2 separate regions of the Homo sapiens genome follow, and region 2 is linked to region 1. A link is a loop called in an ENCODE intact Hi-C map of the cell type or tissue named here. Cell type or tissue: PC-9. All regions are shown on one strand.

The links. A loop is a pair of places that touch in the nucleus more often than their neighbours do. Peaks named below come from ENCODE experiments on the same cell type or tissue, not always from the same donor. Only the 100,000 strongest peaks of a DNase experiment are listed, where the experiment ranks them.
Region 2: a loop joins it to region 1, with 3 times the contacts of the local background. A loop is called at or near these places in 1 of 110 quality-filtered maps.

The regions. Positions count from the first base shown.
Region 1 is chr2:177,395,512-177,398,011 of GRCh38, reverse strand. All of the region lies in intron 1 of AGPS (alkylglycerone phosphate synthase), which reads right to left. Among named protein-coding and RNA genes, the nearest start is that of AGPS, 4.0 kb to the right of the region's middle. RefSeq lists a silencer at 1,057-1,351 and an enhancer at 990-1,490. In PC-9, no CTCF peak of the experiment used is centred here; DNase peaks (open chromatin) are centred at 351 and 1,161; H3K27ac peaks cover 2,333 bases.
Region 2 is chr2:176,561,949-176,564,448 of GRCh38, reverse strand. No RefSeq gene overlaps it. Among named protein-coding and RNA genes, the nearest start is that of MIR1246, 38 kb to the left of the region's middle. In PC-9, no CTCF peak of the experiment used is centred here; a DNase peak (open chromatin) is centred at 1,548; H3K27ac peaks cover 1,525 bases.

The DNA of each region.
Region 1 (2,500 bases):
CGTCCAGCCTGGAGTACAATGACGCAATCTCAGCTCACTGCAACCTCTGCCTCCCAGGCTCAAAGCAATCCTCCCGCCTCAGCCTCCCCAGTAGCTGAAACCACAGGCCTGTGCCACCACACCAGGCTAACTTTCTTTGTATTTTTGTAGAGATGGGGTCTCACCATCTTACCCAGGCTGGTCTTGAATTCCTGGGCTCAAGTGATTTGCCTGCCTTGGCCTCCCAAAGTGCTGGGATTATGGGGTGTGAGTCACCATGCCCGACGTTAATATACTGCTTTTTATTAAAATGGCATTTGTAAGTGACATTATAAGCAAGTAGACTAAACAATTAGTGGCGTTCTTAATCATTCTTTTGACCTGAACATTTATAACCTCCGTAAAAACTGCCATTGAGCAGTTCTGACTAATGCAAACCACAATGAGGTTGGAGCCAAAGTTATAACTGGGAAAGAGGTTAGCAGTGTGGAAGAATGAAAGTTAACATGGTATTTTTTCTTCTCTTTTTCGTAAGACCACAAGAGCCTTAAAAAAAAAAAAAACTGAAAAAAATCCAAAACCAAGACGTAAAAGTGTCACATATGTAATTGACATTTACTATGATTTTTAAGGATCTAAAATTGCACTTAGAAGCAAAGTCAAAAGAAAAACTGTACATGGGTAACATGCACTTAAGGAAAAAGGGAGGATCCAAGAGTAAACTGTCACTTCAATACTCTGCTCAGCAACTTCAAATAATGAGAACATATGTTCCGGGATAGAAGTAATTGGAGCCGGCCAGACGTGGTGGCTCATGCCTGTAATCCTAGCACTTTGAGAGTCTGAGGTGGGTGGATCACTAGGTCAGGGGTTCGAGACCAGCCTGGCCAAGATGGTGAAACCCCATCTCTACTAAAAATACAAAACTTAGCTGGGCACAGTGGCAGGCTCTGTAATCCCAGCTACTCCGGAGGCTGAGGCAGGAGAATCGCTTGAACCCGGGAGGCAGGAAGTTGCAGTGAGCTGAGATCGCGCCACTTCACTCTAGCCTGGGAGACAGAGCAAGACTCCATAGCAAAAAAAAAAAAAAGAAAAGAAAAAGAAGTAATTGGTGCCAACTTCATAGGAGACCATGTGATAAGTAAACAGCAGGTTTTGTTTGGTCAGCCCTCTGAAATGTCCACATTCCTCTGGACTGTGTCATCCCTTTTCTATTGTCATTCAGTCTCCAAACTCCTGTGGCATTAATTTAGTTACATAGTTTTAAAGTGTGATTAAACTTTAATGGTGTCACCTAATGAACTTCTAAAACTCTCACACACATCATTTCCTCCCTATTCTCATTGCCATCATCTTAGTTTAATTCTTCATTATTTCTCGCCTATTGTGTTACAACAGCCTCCTCTAACTGATCTCCTCTAACTGATCTATGTCCATCCTTACCGTTCTCCAATCCATTCTTAACACTGTAGCTGGAGTGACTTCTCTCAAACCCAAACCCAATCTGATCATGTCTCTTCCCAGCTTAATTCCTTCAAGGGTTCTCTATCACCAAGCCCCTTCAGCTGCTTCATTTTTCTTTATATTTATCACTACCTGACATACTATATTAGTTGTTTGTTCACTGTCTCCACTCCAGCTAGAATATAAGTTCCATAGGGCAGAGTTTTTGTTCACTGCTATATTTTATAAGCATGAATGAATGCATGAACGAATGGACTGATAACCCACAAGCCAAAGACCTCCATGACCTGCCACTGCCCTCCTTTCATTTTATTCTCACCTCTACCAATACTAAATCACCTAGTTATGTAAATACGATATGCACTTTCATGGCCCCTTGCTTTGTCATATGCTGTTCCCTTTGCCTGGAATATAAACTCTCAAAATACCATCCACATTTTAAAATCTTCTCCAGAAAGCTTCCTCTGACCACCCCCACCCTCCCACCCCCATATAGAGTAAGTCAGTCTTTCCTTTGTGCTACATTTGTACCTGTATCTACAGTGGCTCTAATCAAACTGCACTGTGTCTCTCACTTCCTAGATTGTGAACTCTTTGAGGCTGAAGACTACTTATTCATCTCTTTACCTCCAATGCCTAGGACAGGACCTTCATAAAGCAACTACTCTATAAATGTTGAAACATATGCATGACTATTCTGTAACAGGAATGAAAATATGGCATTTCAAGAAGTCACTACTCCAGGCCATGTGATATAACCAACCATGTGATAAAACAACCATGTGATAAAACAATTACAAGCAATGTTATCATCCAAAGTAATAAAAGGGAAGGAATAATACACAAATCACAAAATTATTCCAAAATAATTGACATATAGGCATACTCACACCTTATTAGATATATACTGTGGTTCCTTCTTCCTCTATCATTTATCTTCCCTTTAGGCTGGATTCTGTAGCTGGCAACTGCAGGCCCAGCTAAGTAGGAAGTAGAAGGGAGACTTGGGTTCCTCATGATTATCTATCAAGTATATCACCCTCTGTGGAAGCTTTTG
Region 2 (2,500 bases), 830 kb after region 1:
GCTAAGTTACTTAAAGGGCAAATAAACTATTCTGCAGGTGTCTGTGAACCTTTATCAAGAAACACTAGAGAGCTCTGGACACTGGGAGTGGTAGACTGCACCTTGGAATGCAAACTGTCCCAGGAAGCCCCAGGTAACAGGTGCCTGGATTCATAACCCATTAGAACTACCACAGCTATTCCAAAGATTTCAGAAAAGAGTTGAACTTCTCTTTGCTAAAGAAATTAATCCAGAGCCAAAATCCTGCTTTGTTAATGGCTAAATAGCCTTGAGATGGATTCCTCAGCAAAGTCCTTTGATCTCAGTGATCCTTCTGGGAGCTGCATATTTCTTTCAGCAATCAAAGTTCATAGATCTTTTTTTTCCTTCAGGGGTCCTTCTATACTCTGTGAGTTTTTCAAAATCATTATACTACATACCCCTCTATTTCACTTCACTTGTTTCCTCTTTTCCCTTTCTCCAATCACTCCTTTTAGCTGCCTTCATTTTGATTCCCACACAGAAGTGATAATTTCTTGGAGCACTGAGATTTAACATCACAAGAAGAAGAAACATTCAGAGAGCACCCCCCATGCGCCATCTGCGCCAGTGCAGGAATACAGCTGCAAACGTAGCAGATGAGCTCCTCATCCTCACTGCACCCATCTAGGGAGTAAGAAATGTCTGGGGAAATGAACTTTCAGCTGAGAAGGAGGAGAGTTGAAAAATGGGCAAAGGGAAAAACAGGTACAAAGGCCCCAAGTCAAGAGAGAGTGCAGCATGTATAAGAAACACACAGGAGTTGAGTAAGGGGGAGCATATAAAGCAAAGGAGGGTGGCTAGGAGAGCAGATATGGGAAGAGGCTGGCAGGGACCAGGCAATTATGGAAGCCTGTCAACCTCTGAAACCACATCAAGGAATTAGACTCTAACCTGTGGGCAAAGGGAGCCATTGAATGCTGAAAGCACAAAAAGATTCATATCATTGAAAGATGAATGCAAAGGGCCGGGTGCGGTGGCTCATGCCTGTAATCCCAGCATTTTGGGAGGCTGAGGCGGGCAAATCACAAGGTCAGGAGTTCAAGACCAGCCTGGCCAACATGTTGAAACCCCCATCTCAACTAAAAATACCAAAAATTAGCTGGGTGTGGTGGCAGGCCCCTGTAATCCCAGCTACTCAGGAGGCTGAGGCAGGAGAATTGCTGGAACCCAGGAGGCGGAGGTTGCCGTGAGCCGAGATCATGTCACACACTCCAGCCTGGGCAACAGTACAAGACTCCATCTCAAAAAAAAAGAAGAAAAAAGAAAAGATGAATGCAAGATTGGAGGGCCATGGGATTGTTAGCAGGGGTACTAGTTAAGGAGTAATTATGGCCTTCAGTAGGATAGTGGTCATTATGATGGGAAGAACTGAACAGATTAGAGATTTATTTAGACTGTGACACAAGTATAATCTAGGCAAACCCAGTTGGGGTAAGATGAAGTCAATATTGTCGTTGGGAAATCTGAGAGGCATGATGATGTCAAAGAGTAAGAATGCAAACAGGAAAGTTGAAAATAGGGTGGGACAGGGCCAAGAAAGAATCTGCGGTAAGAATTCAGATATAAGTTGGTTACAAGAGGTAGCATGACTAGGGGATTTGGGAGAGTCTGCAGCACTGACATGATAGTTGTGTGGGCTTGTGGATGAGTATAACATGAGCTGCCTAAAGACACCTCATTAATTATGGAATAGGAATACAGGGTGACCTCAGATGTCAATCACTGTGCCTGCCTTGATCACAGTCCTGCTGAAGGGGCAGGTCTAGAGGAGCTTGTGTTAAACACTGTAACCCTACTCTACCTGGTCACAGTTGATTAGAACAGGGATGAGCACCTGACCCCGAGGCAAGCCATCCATAGGCTGGCCAGCAACCAATGATGCAGCCCATCCCCTAACTGTAATCTGAACCAACTAAATTTGCTCTCTTGGGAATATGAACTATGAAAATGCCAAGAGAATGAGCCAGTTAGTAATAAGAGTTGAAGTTTTAAAAGGACGTTGGAGACAGGATGGAGCAAAAAGGAACATGTGCAAGCTGAAGTTACAAGGAAGGGGAAGTTTAGGCCAGTCCACAGAGGGACTAGAATGGTGATGACAGAAGTCATCATTAAGTAATTAGATCCACTAATAGAGGGCAGTTCTCTGTCTCCTGAGAGCAACAGAGAAGCTAGGTGATTTCTAGAACTATCTCCAACCCTAAGCATTTTCCATTTCCAATGCTGTTCCACAAGCATCTTTGCAATAAATCCCTTGCATAACTTGTAAATCTTGGTTCACTGCAACAAAAGGTCATAAGCAAAATACTCACCTAATATTTTGCCTGGTGTCACTTGCTTATCTCTGCCCATCTTCTGGTTTTTCCCTACTGGGCTCCAGAGATGTTAGCCCACACTAGATGCTTCCTGAGGAATTCTGTAACCTCTAATGTCTTACCAAGAGCCACCTTTGGCCACACTCGGTAGGTACATCAAAATCAGC